Regions from separate parts of the Mus musculus genome. Here region 2 is linked to region 1. A link is a loop called in an ENCODE intact Hi-C map of the cell type or tissue named here. Cell type or tissue: heart. All regions are shown on one strand. Each heading gives the region's core, and the rest is flanking DNA. Links, peaks and the distances in the headings are about the cores only. Region 1 holds the start of Rnf121 (ring finger protein 121). Region 2 has its middle 12 kb from the start of Lrrc51.

Region 1 (8,332 bases), core at 196-8,195:
AGTTTACATGTCAAGTTCAATGCAGCCAGGGCTTCACACCAAGATCCTGTCTCAAAAAAAAAAAAAGATATTTATAAAGAAAAGAAAAAAAAAAAAAAAACTGTGGGGCTTGGTGGTGCACGCCTTTAATCCCAGCACTCGGAAGGCAGAGGCGGGCGGATTTCTGAGTTCGAGGTCAGGCTGGTCTACAAAGTGAGTTCCACGACAGCCAGGGCTACACAGAGAAACCCTGTCTTGAAAAACCAAAACCAAACCAAACCAAAACAAAACAAAACAAAAACAAAAAAACCCCAAAAAACAACAACAACAACAACAAAAAAAAACGGGCAGTGGTGTCGTACACCTTTAATCCCAGCACTCGGGAGGCAGAGGCAGGCAGATTTCTGAATTCAAGGCCAGCCAGGTCTACAGAGTGAGTTCCAGGACAGCCAGGGCTACACAGACAAACCCTGTCTTGAAAAAAAAAAAGAATAAACCTCAGAATATGATGAAAATCGGGGGAAAGCTGCATATGGTAATACATGCCTGTAATCTCAGCACACAAGAAGCTGAGGCAGGAGAATTCAAGGCCAGTGTGGGATACATAAAAAGGCCCTGTTTCAACACAAAAATAAACAAAAGGCAAAGGGTAAAGTCATAAAAGTCCCAGAAGCCAGGAAACGCTTGGCTAGAACCCTAAAGGACAGATTAGGACTTAGAAAGGAAAAGGTTTTCAATATACAGGGGTTCCAGGTCATTCTTGGGTATACACTGAGTCTGAGGCCAGCCCGGTCTACCTGAGACTCTGTGTCAAGATAGATAAACAGACAGACAGAAACTAGGGCCCACAACATGTAAATTACTCATTTGTGGCAGTAACTCTTTATAACCAAGAATTTAACATGATCAATTTATCAGTAAATTAAAGATCAAGGTATCAGTAAACTAATAAAAGACAACACTCTTGATTGACATTCATTATGATCCTCAAGGATATTTATACTGCTTCAAGAATTTTTTTTTTTTTTAATTTAAAAGGGGTAGTTTGCCAGGCATGATGTGCATGCTTGTAATCCCAGCTGCTCGGGAAACTGAGACAAGAGGATTCTGAGTATAACACCAACCTAGGAAACTTATCAAGACCTTATCTCAAAAGAAAATGTAAAAACAGAGCTGGGGTTAGAAAGATAGCTCAGTGGCTAAGAGCACACATTGCTCTTGCAGAGGACCAGCACACATATTGGGTACTTTACAACCACGTGTAACTCCAGCTCCAAGGGATCTGACACCTTCTTCTGGACCCCACAGATACCCATACATTTGTATGCATGCACACATACACATGAATTAAAATCGATCCTTTTTAAAGAAAAGACAAAGTAGCATCTAACAAAGTAGCACATGGCTTCTGTAAGTAATAAATGAGATAACCAAGGTAAAGACCTTAAATGGTAGCTGTCTTAAAGATTCCATCAACAGTGCTGTTTCCACAGGTAGTTCTACCCTAAGCCCATCTTTCTATCCTGCTCTCCAAGGCAGAAGAAGTTATTAGCCAGACCAAAAGATGGAACTGCTATTCCAGACTACGCATGTACTAATGACATCTGATTTTGGAAAATATAGACATAATATTCTGAAGAATAAATCACAGCATGTGCCTTCTTCCAAAGTGCATCACGCCCATCTTAACCAGGCTCCTCATTATTCTTTTCCAGCCTGGACTCCAGAATAAGGGGTGTCAGGCAGGCAGAAAGTTCAGGAAGAAAGCAACACTGATCTACATGCAAATCACAGCTTTTTATGGTAGGTTAAATCTTTAGTCTTTCAGCTATTTCCATTTCTATCATGACTTCCCGTAACCAACTTTAGGGTTGTTTCTTGTGCCTCACTGCACTTGTCTCACACACAGGCACAAGAACACAAACATCCCAACACTTACTTACTAGCTTTGTAATGGCCTATTTGCATATCTACCCACTGGACTGTAAACTGATAAAGATCCTGTTTTACTCACCTTTGAATTCCCAAGGCATGACATACAGTAAACTCCCGTAGTTACATATTAATGATATAGGTCACCTTATCATTCATTGACTAGGGAAAGCTTGAGCACAAACAGAGGAGACACTGGTAGAAGGCACACAAACTGAGATCTGTCAGATCCTTCTTTCTAGAGCTTCATGATAACTTCCTGCTTCTCAAGTTACTTTTTTAAACTCATAAGGAAAAGAACACAACCAGTTCACACAGAATTTCCTCACAACAAGGATATATTCTTTCTTGGAAAATAAGCAACAAGGGTTCTGGGATGGATGTTAGTGGCTTCATGTAAAGTTGACCTGTAGACCTAACACTGAAATATGTATCATCCAACTAATATTACTTAAATCCTTAAAACACTAAGAAGCAGAAAGTCAAAACGTAGCCGGGCATCAGTGGCACACTCATATAACTCCAGCACTCACAAGAGAGAAAAGGAGAGAAAAAGGGCAGAGTTCAGTGACAGCATGTCTCCAAAAAGTCAGATATATGAATGGTCTGGTGCTGCTATGTATTCAAATACTAAATTCTGTACCCCAAGATCTGGCTGCCTCAAAGTGAGAAAATTCCCATGTACACCAGTCTTTGCTGTGAAAACCTTGCTCTCTAATTTAAAACTATTGGCTAAATAAAACTGGGGCTAGCCAATTACTGGGGAAAATAGGAGGAGGCAGGGTTTAAGTTACCAGGCAGAGGTCACAGCTAGGGATGAAGAGGAGAAAGGAGAGAGAGAGAAGACAGGAAAGAGGAGGTCTCCACTAGCCACGACGGACCAAGAACATGAACCCAAAATTGCTGGAGCTGAAATAACCCTTCGGGAAGACTCAAACAGCAAGTATTTGGGGAGCAGAGTTGGGGATGTAGCCAGTCGAGCCATTAGAAAACTAGACAGGGCCAGGCAGTGGTGGCACATGTCTTTAATCCCAACACTTGGAAGGCAGAGGCAGGCGGATTTCTGAGTTCGAGGCCAGCCTGGTCTACAGAGTGAGTTCCAGGACAGCCAGGACTACACAGAAAAACCCTGTCTCAAAAAAAATAAATAAATAAATAAAATAAAATAAAATAAAAAATAAAAAAAGAGAAAAAGAAAATTAGATAGGGGTAATTTACCCAGTAATTGTGCTAAAGTTAAATAAATAAATCGTAGTCAAAGTCTCATTCATTTAAAAGCTAGACTGGGATAGAAATATTCAATTAAGTTACATATGAAACCATCTCAGTGAAGAGCCATAATTAACCAACCATAAATTTTAATTTCAGCAACTTATTTATTATTCAAAATACCTCAGTTAATAGCTGCCAACTGTAAACACAGAGACTTAAAGCTAAAAGGGGCCTTGTAAAGTTATTTCTACAACCACTTCACCTTTCTAACCAAGCACCATTCAAACACCTTTAGTCTCTAACAACTGGCAAGTGAGAAACTAGGCCACCTGTTACCTGTTAGTCTAGTGTTTTCAGTTTATTCCAACCAGAAAGCAAAAGCAAAAACAAATTAGACTCATACCATACCAAGTAACTGTCATTCCTAAACCTACTCCTTGCCTCAGGCTCTTCACCAATCTAAACCACATCAAAGACATAGGAAGAGACTCTCCCTGACAATCACTACTCACTCTCCTAGTCCTCCGGTGTTATCTCTATCCATACGCTGGCACACAGAAGACCACAAAGCAACTCGACACTACCACTGACCACTTGGCCTCAGATTGCTCCTTATCGCTTACCTTCGTACTTTCCTTCAGAGCCCAGGACTTTTCATTTCTTTCAAGCTCAATGTCTCCTTCAAGGACCACTAGTAATTCAATACCTAGATTGCTAAACGCCTAGTAGATAAAGGGTTCATACCTTTTCAAGTTCACCTTGAAGGGACCGGTGAGAGAGGAGGGGGCGGGGAGGATGAACGAGAATAAGAATATGAAGTAGAAAACCATTCAACAACTGGAAAACTTTCCCTGGCTCTCTTCTCGGAACCACAATACACATAATGCAATGTCTCTTCTTATCCCATAACGACACTGTAGACTTTACAAGAGGAAGGTCTCTTGAGTTCCAAACACTTAACCCAGGTCTTGTCACAGAACTAAAAATGTTGGTTCAGTGAGCAAAATGGACTGTTTCTGCTACATGACTGTTCATTCATTCACAATCATTCATTCATTCATTCATTCGTTGACCAAAACTTTACTGAACATGCGATATGTACAAACCTTCAAATATAAGAATAAGATGGTTCCTGCCTATAATTAAAAGCTGTAATACTAGTATATTAGCATTGTGTCCCCAACCTCCACATCAAGCTGGTAGTCCTTTCCCACAGTGAAAGCCTCGGCCTTGCCTTACAGAAAAGTCCACGCCCCTCCAATTAATGCTACCTCTTAGCCCCAGAGCCTACCTTGGACCTCCGTCTTAATTACCTCAAAATCTTTAACGTCTCTCCCTAGCCTCTGCCCTGCCCTTCATCACCACCCTTAAAGCTACTGCCAACCTACTTCACCATGAACGCCTCGGGGTCCCTGAGTCAGAAGCCCTCAGATTTCCCTCACAGAAAACCCGCCTCCCCGTCAGCTCCCTTTTCCTCAAGATCTTTCCTGTTTCTCCCAGGACCTCCGGCTCCCATCCCTCACTTCCTCTCCCTCCACTTCCAAGCTGCCTTTCCTTTCTTGTCTCTCAATTCCTCTTACCTCATCTAGCTCCCTTTCCGCAAGAGCACCTCCTCCAACCTCCACCTCCACCACTGCCGCCATCTTCACGGCCGGCCCCCACCCCGGTCCCCCGCGAGCCAGCTGCTTCCGCCGCTCAAGCGCTTGTAGCCAATCGGAGGCGCGGCCTGGGCGGAGCAGCAAGACCGGCGGATGCCTGTGAGGAACCTAGAGACCGTCTACCTGCTCCTTCGGAATTAAGAAGGGGCGACTCGTGCGCTGCCAAGCTTCAGCAGGAGAGCGTTCTCGGAAAACGAAAAGTTGTTCTTGAACTATTTCATTGTAAACATGGCACCAGTCCGCACTGTGGAGAGGAAAAGGGAGAGTCCCTGAATGCGCAAATTTCGCGACACTCCCTCGCTTAGGACACGAGCAGAGACGCGTGTGCACTAAGAACTACATTTCCCATGCTGCACTGAGTCCGACCCGGAAATTTAAGTCCCACTCGCTAAGGGCGGACTGGAGCGTGTAAAAAAAAAAGAAAAAATATATATATACACGCACGCGGGGTTTTGTTATTTTGTTTTTAGATGTAGTAACTGCTGTATTTCCTCTTGGAAGTCGTCTTTCAGAAAAAGCGGCTCCCGTAGGACTCAAAACCCGTTCCTACAGTAGAAAGGCTTGGGGCCAGAAGGCGGAGGTCACGGAACGGAATTGGCGGGAGAATAAGATCCGGAGCTCCGGAGCTGAGGCTACCACGACGTAAAGTTTACGAACTCGGGTGAGAAGGGTTGGGATTTGTCATCTGGAGAGAAGTAGTGAAAGGGAGGAGGGTGGCCAACAAGAAAACGAACAGAGCACCCGGTTCCGGAGTTTTAAGCCTCAGAATCTGAGCGTTTAAGAATCAAATGGGACCTCAGTAAGTAGCAGATAATTGCTAATCATCTGGGTGTTTCTTCCTTTTACGTTAGATATGTAAGTAAGAATGAGTCAAACAAAAAACCTGTTCTCCAGGAGCTCACAACCTTGTCAAGACATAACCATATAGTTGTTACTGGGGAGGCACTTGTTAAATATTAAGTAAGAATTAGCAGAATGGAGCTGTTGCTTTGATTAAGACGAGCATGTGTGTGACGTTTTAAAGAGAGCAAGTATTCCAAGCAGAAGAAATAGCATGAGAAGATAGGAAGAAAACTTAAGCGATGATAGATTGGAAAGCCACTGTGGCTAGAAATGAGTTAGGATTCATGGAATTATATGAGTAGGATATTGAAGAAAAAGTCAGATCTGAGGCGAAATTACTAGATCAAGACAGCCCTGGCATGAGCATAATGCCTGAGATACCAACATTTGGGAGGCAGAAGGATCTGGAGTTAAGGGTTGGGCTAAACAACACAGTAAGAACTTCATCTCAAAAATACTTTCTTGGGGACCAGCAAGATGGCTCAGTGTTGGAGCTGGAGGTATGGCTCGAAGATTAAGAGAGCTTTTTCAGGAGACCCAGGTTGAGTTCCCAACACTCACGTGACAGTTCAAAATCGTTTGGAACTCCATTTCCAGAAGATCTGACACCCTCTTCTGGCTTCCTCCAGCACTAGGCACACAGGTAGTACATATATGTGCATGCAGGCAAAATATTCTTACACATAAAATATAAATCCTCGGGGTGGGTTGGGGGGAGAAAAGATGGCTCAGTGGGAAAAGGCAGTTGCTACCAAGCCTAGTGGCGTGCATTCCGTCTCCAGAACTCGTATGGTGGAGGGAGAATCTGACTCTGCAAGCTCTCTTCTGACCCCTGCACATCCACCCACACACAAATAAATGTAAAAAATAAATTTAACCAGGCATGGTGGCGCACACCTTTAATCCCAGCACTTGGGAGGCAGAGGCAGGCGGATTTCTGAGTTCGAGGCCAGCCTGGTCTACAGAGTGAGTTCCAGGACAGCCAGGACTACACAGAGAAACCCTGTCTTGAAAAAAACCAAAATAAATAAATAAATAAATTTAATAAAAAATACCGGCTAGCTTGGGTTACATAGCAAATACAAGGTCAGCAAGGACTATGTAGCAAGATCGTGTCTTTTAAAAAAAAAGAATCTTGAGAGACCCTTACCTAAAGACATTCAGATATCATTAAACACTTGTTACTAATGAATTATTGAACCTGAATGATAAATACATAAGAGTTCATTTACTTTCTTGTGTTTTTGCAGATATTTAAAGTTTTAACCTAGTCCAAGCGTGGTGGGGCATTCCTTTAATCCCTGCACTTGGTAGGTAGAGCTAGGTGATTCGCTGTGAGTTTAGATACCTGGTTTACAGTTCCAGGTTTACAGTTACAGTTCCAGGACGATCAGAGCTGCTCTACAGGGAAACCCTGCCTTGAAAAGCCCTAATAAATAAAATTTTAGTCTGGAGAGCTGATTGAGTGAATGAAGTATGGTTTTTTTGGTGTGTGCAGAGCCTGAATTCAGATCCCCAGCACCCACATAGAAATGCCAGGAGGCTGGCTGTAGTGATGAAACCCTTTAATCCTGCATCCAGGAGGCAGGGGCCAACCTGGGCTGCATAGCAAGTTCTAAGTTCTAGCCAAGACAGTATTTAAAAAAAAAAAAAAAGCACAGCAGCAGGTGGTGGTGCCTGTAACCTCAACAACACTGGGAAGTAGAGAGAGGAGGTCCTGGGGGATTTGCTGGCAAGCCCTCCTAGCCAATCTTTGAGCTAGGTTATGTGAGAGTCAGGAGCTCCTGACTCAGAAAGCAAAGGGGAGAATGAGAGAGGGCACCTGCCATCATGGGCCTTGTGAGTACATAGGAGCGCACTCCTAAAACGTTTCTGAGCTGTGTATGGTGGCTCACGCTTATAATCACAACACTGAGCAGAGTTGCCATGAGTTCAGGATCAGCCTGTGCCACATAGTAAGTTCTAGACTTGCCTGGGCTACAAAGTGAGATTGTGTCTCAAAAAAACAAAAACAAAACAAAGCAAACCCAAAAAAGTTTAGCAAAAGACCAACTAAAATACCCAGATGAAACGGGCCAGTGGTGGCACATGCCTTTAATCCCAGCACTTGGGAGGCAGAGGCAGGTGGATCTCTGAGTTCAAGGACAGCCTGGTCTACAGAGTGAGTTCCAGGACAGCCAGGGCTACACAGACAAACCCTGTCTCAACAAACCAAAAGAAAAAAGAAAGAAAGAAAGAAAGAAAGAAAGAAAGAAAGAAAGAAAGAAAGAAAGAAAGAAAGAAAGAAAGAAAATGTGTGCTTATTTATTTATGGATAAGTTCTTCCTATGTTGCCCAGGCTAGCCCTGTACAAATATTTTTTTTTTCCTGTAGTGCTTGTCTCTGAGGCTTACTACCTCCCTCTGCTAACCTAGGCTTCGTCCTGGAAGCTTCTAGCATCTGTACAACCCTTATCTGGGCCTAGAATATTTTCAGCCTCCGCTATTTACTCCTGAGTAAGAAGCTCATCTTTTCTCGTTCTTTCTGAGCTCTGGCTGGCTGGTTAAACTCAGCTGTCCTAGCTCAAACTCCTCCCCAGGCTGACTGGTTCAATTTGGCTTCTTTCCACTTCTCACTGAATTGCCCTGCTTGGCTTTAAACTAACTCTAGCAATCTGTTCTAATCTCCTGGCTTGTCATTCTCTGGCTTGTTCTCTCTTCAACCTAACT
Region 2 (8,332 bases), core at 317-8,316, 130 kb before region 1:
GGTGAGATGGCTCAGTGGGTAAGAGCTCTGACTGCTCTTCCAAAGGTCCTGAGTTCAAATCCCAGAAACCACATGGTGGCTCACAACCACCCGTAATTAGATCTGATGCCCTCTTCTGGTGCATCCGAAGACAGATACAGTGTACTTATGTATAATAATAAATAAATCTTTGGGCTGAAGCGAGCAGGGACTGAGCAAGCAAAGTTGACCGGAGCAAGCGGGCTTGACCGGAGCAAATAGAGGGAGGTCCTAAAAATTCAATTCCCAACAACCACATGAAGGCTCACAACCATCTGCACAGCTACAGTGGACTTACATACATAAAATAAATAAAGAAATATTAAAAAAAAAAGGGGGGGATAAATGAAGGCTTAAGTGTGTCAGGAAGAATAGCAGACTCCCAGGTGGGATGCCACCTTCCTCAGACCTGCAGCTGCCCTCAGGCAGGCACTTTCCCAGCCACTCTTCTGAGTGAAGACTCTTCAGGTGGTGTTCCTCTCACCAGCTGATTCACTGATCTGACCAATGACAGGGTTAAGGGTACACTTGTTTTGAATTGGAAGTTTTCAAAATTTAATTTAAAAAAATGTACATGTTGCTGGCAGTGGGGCACCCACTTTTAATCCCAGCACTAAGGAGGCAGTGGCAGGCAGATCTCTGAGTTTGAGGTGAGCCCAATCTATAGAGGGAGTTCTAGGAAAGCCAGGGCTACACAGACAAATCTTGTCTCAGAGAAACAAAAACAAAACGAACCTACAGCTGTTAATATGATAGCTGACATCAAATAAAACAACAGGAAGATGTACAAGTAGACCTGGAGAGATAGCTCAGCAGTTAGGAGCACTGACTGCTCTTCCAGAGGTCCTGAGTTCAATTCCCAGCTACTACATGGTGACTCATAATCATCTGTAATGGGATCCAATGCCATCTTCTGGTGTGTTTGAAGACATCTACAGTGTATTCATATACATTAAATAAATGATATATATTTTTAAAAAATACATGTACAAGCAGATGCAGGAACAAGTCTTAATTTCCACAGAGTTTGTTACTTCCTAGAATACATGTAAAAGACACTAGGTCTTTAAAAATAAACTCTGGATATTTCTTTGTAAATCATTATTTTTTTTTTGTCTTTTCAAATTCCTGTATATTCCTCTTAACTTTTTAAATAGCTAAGTGGTACATAGTATACATGATATTTTTAACTTTATTGTTCATTTAACAATATGTTGACAAAAATTCCCAGTTTGGAGAATTAGTAAGAATTTGAATCTGTTTTATTGCTAGCCAGTTTCTGTCCCCCCTCCTTTTTTTTTTTTTTTTTTTTTTTTTTTTTTTTTTTTTGGTTTTTTAGAGATAGGGTTTCTCTGTTAGTCCTGGCTGTCCTGGAACTCACTCTGTAGACCAGGCTGGCCTCAAACTCAGAAATCTGCCTGCCTCTGCCTCTCAAGTGCTGGAATTAAAGGCATGTGCCACCACTGCCCTGAGTTTCTGCCCTTTATTTTTATTTTTTTATCCCCCCCCCCATTTCTGCCCTTTCTTAAGCATGTTTTGAAAGAAGGCTTGGAACAATGGTCAGATGAGGAGAGCTGATATGAGACTGACAGCCTAGCTCAAAGATGGCTGTCTCTGGGTTGGGGGGGGGGGGAAATCAAAGAATGCCATAAAAAACTGGCTAAACTGGCTACACAGCTAACATTTTCTGGAAGATTCTATCCCCAGGTGCTAAAGAAAAGCCCAAGGACAACTTGGCTCCTGCCTGTGGACTCTTATCTCTTATCCTCACTAATTCTGCAATCAGCCAAATCCGACAACTCACAGCCAGGTCCCCACACTCTCATGGGCCTGCCTCTCTGAAAGTTTCCCTTTCCAGGCTGATCTGCTTGGAATGTTGTAGTTTCTTTCAACTTTCCCCTTGTTATTTATACTTTGGGAGCTAGCTCCAGTTTGAACTTTTCTGAGAAATGTTTCCTCATCCCCAAATCCGGATCTATAATCTTTCTACTTGGCTCTCACCATACACTATCCTTCTTGCCATGGTAGTGTTGAGAACACACTATCTGTTCACAGTCTACCTGACCAAAAACTCCAGCAGGTCAGGAACCATGTTTGTCTCATGGTTGGATGTCATAGTACACTCACCACCCGACTGCTACAACCGAATAAATGACAGAGGGGGACACGAGGCACTATACTGGAGAGGCCTGACCCAGTCATTTCTGAAGAAGTGACCGAGAGACCCGGAGGATATAGGCAAAAGGTGTGATAATAGGAGGAAACGATGAGCATCCCAGAGGCTTGGGATGTAGCTGAGAGTCGGAAGATACTTAGCACATATGGGTTGGCTTTCACCACCCACTACCCACAAAAAAAGACAAGCATGTCTTACAAGGTGTGGGCAAAGGCCATGTCTCCATGGTGACTGTTCTAGTGTGTGCTCAGAAATTTGGAAGACCTTAAAGTGATATAAACTAGAATGGAAAAAAAGGAGTGTGTATAGTTAGAGCACAGGCTGGAGAGGTGGCAGAGGCACCCTGACACGCTTCTTTATTCTAAAAGCAGAAGGAAGCTACAGGGTATATATTGAATTTCAGGTAAGGAGAGTGAACAAGAACAGATTTTCATTTTAAAAAATTATTTTGGTTGAAGTATACGAAGTATCTGGAAGGGTATGCAGGAAGGACAGGATGGTAGCTAGGACTGAATACAAATTATTTACAGTTAGGAGTCAGAGGCAGGATGGGCACAAATTTGAAGACAGCCAGGATATAAAAGACCATGTCTTTAAAAGAAAAACAAAACAAAACAGTGGGAGATGGAGAGATGGCTCAGCCAAGATCACTTGGTGCTCTTGCAGAGGGCCAGAGTTCAATTCCTAGCACCCACATTGGTGAGTCTGAGGTCAGCCTGGTCTACAGAGGGAGTTCCAGGACAGCCAGGGCTACACAGAGAAACCCTGTCTCAAAAAAGGAGGAGGAGGAAGAAGAGATGACATTTAGGTGTGGTGGTATATATCTTTAATGCCAGTACTTGGTGAATGGATCTCTGTGAATTTGTTTTTTGTATTTTTGTTTTGGTTTTTTGAGACAGGGTTTCTCTATGTAGCCCTGACTGTCCTGGAACTCACTCTGTAGACCAGGCTGGCCTCGAACTCAAGAAATTTGCCTGCCTCTGCCTCCCAAGTGCTGGAATTAAAAGCATGCACCACCACTGCCATTCGTTTTTTGTTTGTTTGTTTGTTTTGTTTTTAAAGACATTTTAGGGGCCTAACATGAGGTGAGGTCGCCACCTTTGGAGGTGAGGGAATGAGGGAAGGTAGATTGTATCAAGACATGTGCATGTATGAAATCCACAATAAGAAAAAAGACATTTAGGTATTAAATGGATTACATTAGAAATGGAAGGGTTATTAAGGATAATACTTGGGGATTTGACTTGGATACATTGTGGGAATACTGGGTGAGACCCAGGCTGGGTAGAGAGGATCAGAGTGCACAGAGGAATACTGAACTTGACATGCCTCAAATATATCCTGGAGGATATGTCAAGGACAGGATTGGTTATACAGATCTGGAATTTAAGAGAAGGCTTGGCTGGAGACATGCAGGTGGCAAATAAAGGTGTGGCTGTGAATGAGTCCTCAGAGGGTATAGTGAGGTTGGCACACAAGACAGCACAGAAGAACTTTATAATAGTAAGTGTACCAAGGGCAGCTTCAGACCTCAGGTTTCCTGGCAGCTGTTTCTTGCTTTGTTTAAACATGTCTGATTCCCATTTCTTTCAGTTTCCTTTCTTCATTAATAATTTCAAGGATGGATTTGAAACTGATTCATGTTGAAGTGTAAAGAACTCAGGACGGTCATACAGGTTCATTTTCCCTTGGACAGTTTAACAGAATCCCTGGGATGCAGCCAATTCAAGCTAAATGGAAATGGTTTGATCTTAAAGAAGTGGAATCTACTTCTAGTGTTGTCAATAGTGGCCTTGGGCAAGTCACTTATCTCTGGGTTTCAGTTTTTTGATCTGTGAAATAGAAATATCACTGATTCATAGAGTTGTTTTAAAAGAAAAAGAGAGGCTGTAAAAAAAAAACTTGGTAAGTTACTAAATGTGCTAAATCTTTTTTGAGAAATGTGGAAGAAATGAAGATCTAAACTCTAGCTTCCAGAAGCTTGTCAGGCTTAGGATAAAGTTTTAGGTGTAGGAAGAAGAGGCTAATTTACAGACGGCACACATATATGTGTGGATACGAGGAATCTGGTGGTTCTCTGAAAAGGGTCTTCTTGCTTGGAAGAGTTAAAAAGCCCCGTGTCATTTTCTACATCTCCAGAAACCAAGGACTGCGAATTACTCTGATGTGTCATGTCAAGCATGCCCGAGGGCGTTTCTGATTTCCCCGTGTCTGGGACTTGAGGCACCCTTACTGGGAAAGCGCCATTCTTGCGCTGAGGCGCTCCTAAGCACCGTCAAAATATGTATGGGTATGATAGCCATAATCCCGCAGTTTATTTGAGTGTTGTGTTCACTCGTGAAGAGGAACGAGGGTTTGGGGAGAATCTCAGGTCTCCGTTTGGGAAAGTTCTTATTCCTTTTGTGGAGTTCCTCCCCTTTCAGAGAGCTCTAGCGTCCTACAAGTTTTCCCGTTCTCCCTCCCAACTCACCCGCAGTCGCTTACCCTCCGGCTTCAGCGTCTCACTACCTGAAGAGTTACTCAGCGCAACCCCATAGCAACTACCTTAGTCAACACGCCCTAGACGGCTCAGTTGAACGTGCTCGTGGTGTGGCCCGGAACTTGTTGTTCATCAGGGCTGGACGCCGAAGCCGCGGGGTTTGCTGGGATTTGTAGTTCAAGGCGAGTCCGGGATCCGGAAGTAGTATCACTCCCCATTTCCCTTAACAGTGGCCCTTGTACTTCCTTTTCCCGGGTCCGCTAGAGTGCCCGGCAAACAACAGCCGACTGGGGCCAATGAGAGGGCGGCGAGAGGGGGCGGGATCATAGTTTAAACTAATCGTGTCTTCACCGTGCGAGAAACAAGTTGAGGTGAGGTGTGGTCCGGCGGGCTCGAGGCGGAGCAGCGCGCGGCCAGGTAACCGGCGCGGGCCCTTGGCTGGCGTGCGGCCTGGGTGCTCTCAGGGGACGGCTAGGCCCAGAGGGGGTGTGCTGACCACGTCGATGCGAGAGAAAGGTCTCCGTAACCGAGGGGGAAAGGAGAACCTACAGGGGGCCAGGTTTGTGGGAGCCGGCAATGTTTGAGGGGGTGGGTCTGTTTGGGGGCTTGCGGCAGAGGATCGCAGGGCGTCACGGGCGTTGTGACAATTCAAAGGATTGTACCTAAGGGTGCTGTTGCGCCAGGTGCTTGTTTGTTGTTAATGATAGCAGCAGTGGCATCTTCTTAGCTTCCAGTGTTTCTGGTTTTATGCTTGTATATAAGGATCATCTTTCTAATTTTTTTTAATAACCTTGTACATGTTTTATAGGTGGGGACCCAGAGGTTTATGTTTACCTTAGTAAGGGTTGCAGTTGGTTCGAGTTTTGTTATATCTGGGGGTGTTGAGCGCTGAACATAAATGATGGGAAGGGACTGTGTTGGGATGCACTTTGTATGTAAACTATGAACTTGCCAGCCTTACCTACTTCTTGGATGTGAGAGGCAAATCACATAATACTGTTTTTGCAAGCCCCTTCAAAAGTACAAATGTAAGATGTTGTTGTTCGTTTTTTGTTTTGTTTTGTTTTGTTTTGTTTTGTTAAGACAAGGTTTCTCTTTTTAGTCTTGAATGTCCTGGAACTCTGTGGACCAGGCTGGCCATGCCTTGGTACAAGTGCTGGGATCAAAGGTGTGCAGAGCCATGCCTGGCTGGGTAACCTCTTTTGCTTACTTCCGACGCCACACTTGTCATCTGTTTTGCTCTTTTTTTTTTTTTTTTTTTTTTTTTGGTTTTTTTTCTTTCCACTTATCCCCTGTAAGTAGGATACAAGATGCTACTCTTGTTTTGTTTTTGTTTTTTTGAGACAGGGTTTCTCTGTGTAGCCCTGGCTGTCCTGGAACTCACTCTGTAGACCAGGCTGGCCTCGAACTCAGAAATTCACCTGCCTCTGCCTCCCAAGTGCTGGGATTAAAGGCGTGCGCCACCACGTCCGGCCGTCATCTGTTTTATTAGAATCTTTTCCCGTATTTGTCTGCCCTTTTAGGTAGTGAATATATATTTGTCCTGATGGCTACTCAAGATTTGAGTATGTCATGGTCATTACTGTATGTCTTGGAATGTTGCATTTTCTTGGGCTTAGGGCAATAGAAGCCTAGCTTACTCATTTCCTCATTTGCCGTCCTCCACTGTCCCTATGACACTGAGACATAGGTAGGTTCCTGGTCCAGATCACATCCTATGTAGTATATGTGGGCTGGTTGGAGAGTATGGGGTCTCCTGGGTCTAGGGCAATCAAGCACGATTTAATCAATCTAATTTCTAGGGCCACCTGCTGGGCTGTTTCATCTGCTTTGTCAAGTTGCCCTCTGAGATGCAGTCTTTTTCGTTTTGATGCCCCGGACAGTGGATGATAGACAACTGTTAAGGCCCCCATAGGGCCCTTAGTAGGGAGAGGATTTCTTCTTTATTTTTGATAGTCTTTTCTCTGTCATCAGAAGGCCTCTCTCCCTATAAATAGCCTTGTGGATATGATCGGTAGCAAAGGCATACAGGCTATCTGTAATATTAAGTCTCTCGTCTTTTCCCAACTCTTAACGCTTTGGTTAGAGCTATTCAGCTTTCTGGGCTGATGTTTCAGCCTGGAGTGGCTCTGCCCATATGATCTCAGTGTTTGAGACCACTGCTGCCGCAGCATACCTCTGATCCTCCTGAATGAAGCTAGTACCATTGGTGAACCATGTTATCTCTGCATCCATCAAAGGGGTGTCTTGAAGATCTGGTCTGGATATGGGCCAGAATGTCCAAGCAATCATGCAGTGGCCTGTTGAGGTCTGGGTCAGGCAGCAGGGTAGCTGGGTTTAGGGAAGTTGGGGCCTGAAAAAACCCTTTATATTCTAGGGGTGTTTAAGAGGAGAGACTGGCAATGAGTCATTCTGGAGTTGGTGAGCCATCTATCGGGGTTTGGAGGGTGCTGTTTAAATATCTTTTCGATAGGATGAAGTGTGGTGCTGGTTAGGCTCTGGCCAAATGACAGTTTGTCAGCGTCCTTGACCGGCTACCAGGTCTGATTTCTTTGAGAAGTAGGCCACTAGATGACACCAGGGCCCAAGAGTCTGATTCAGTACCCCTTTTTACTATCCCAGATCTTTCTTCCACAAAGAGATGGGCGTAGTCACATCTGGCAACTCCAAGGCTGGTGCAGAAATTAAGGCCTTCTTTAAGGTGTCGAAGGCTTTCTGATGTTTCTCTGTTTACCCAAAGCTATGGGGGGGGGGGGCTTTGGTGGCTTCATATAGTGGCTTATCTATTTTTGTAAAACTGCTACCCATAGTCTGCAGAATCCAGCAGACCCCAAGAATTCCCTTACCTGGTGGGGAATCTTGGGTTCCTTTCAGACATTCTTGTTTTGTCTCTGCTGTAAAAGAGTTAGGGTGCTGGGTTCTGTACTCAGAGCCTCATGGTGGGCCTCATCAAAGATGGTAGGCGAGATTTTAAATCCTTGGGGCAGATGGGTCCAAGTCAGCTGTCTGCTAATCCTAAGCTCTGGATCGTGCCATTCAAAGGCAAAGGTCTTGGGCGCCAAGGGTAAGCTGAAGAAAGCATTCTTTAAATCCAGCACTGTATATCATTGGCACTCAGGAGGAAGAACACTCAAGAGGGTGTAGGGATTAGGGACTGTTGGGTAGATATCCATTAAGCTGCTTGTTTACCTCTCTTAAGTCTTGTACCAGTCTATAATCATTAGTTCCAGGCTTCTTGATTGGCAGGAGGGGAGTGTTCAGGCTAATTGAGATAGTCTCAGGGTTCCCGAATTTAATAGTCTCTTGATATGGGGGGTTATACCTTCCCTGGCCATCAGGGGCATGGGGTACTGTTGGAACTGTACAGGCTCTACCCCCTGTTTGAGCTCAATCCAAATTGGGGTCCGATGATTAGCTGTACCAACTCCTCCTGTCTCTGCCCCAGCATTGGGGAAGCGATCTAACCAAATGGTAACTCATCCTCTGAGGTGGGGAGGTCTAAAAACCCAACTGGTACTGTCCAGCCAGAGTGGTGGTTAGGACATGAGTAGGCTTCCCCGATGAATCTAATAGTTTGGCTCCCTCTGGGGAGAAATGTAGTTGTGCCCTCATTTTTGTCAACATATCTCTCCCCAAGAAGGTTAGAAGCATTTGTGTAA

What was found. Peaks named below come from ENCODE experiments on the same cell type or tissue, not always from the same donor. Only the 100,000 strongest peaks of a DNase experiment are listed, where the experiment ranks them.
Region 2: a loop joins it to region 1, with 4 times the contacts of the local background. A loop is called at or near these places in 13 of 42 quality-filtered maps.

The regions. Positions count from the first base shown.
Region 1 is chr7:102,060,363-102,068,694 of GRCm38, forward strand. It overlaps Rnf121 (ring finger protein 121), which reads right to left and starts at 4,803. Exons shown (of 9, transcript NM_029211.3): 1 at 4,704-4,803. The coding sequence starts at 4,766. It overlaps Xntrpc (Xndc1-transient receptor potential cation channel, subfamily C, member 2 readthrough), which reads left to right and starts at 5,129. Exons shown (of 22, transcript NR_104582.1): 1 at 5,129-5,442. It overlaps Xndc1 (Xrcc1 N-terminal domain containing 1), which reads left to right and starts at 5,129. Exons shown (of 11, transcript NM_001286689.1): 1 at 5,129-5,442. In heart, for the core only: no CTCF peak of the experiment used is centred there; DNase peaks (open chromatin) are centred at 4,839 and 5,379; H3K4me3 peaks cover 3,133 bases; H3K27ac peaks cover 2,265 bases.
Region 2 is chr7:101,929,086-101,937,417 of GRCm38, forward strand. It overlaps a transcript of Lrrc51 not described here and a transcript of Numa1 not described here. Among named protein-coding and RNA genes, the nearest start is that of Lrrc51, 12 kb to the left of the region's middle. In heart, for the core only: no CTCF peak of the experiment used is centred there; a DNase peak (open chromatin) is centred at 4,886; H3K4me3 peaks cover 2,661 bases; H3K27ac peaks cover 1,407 bases.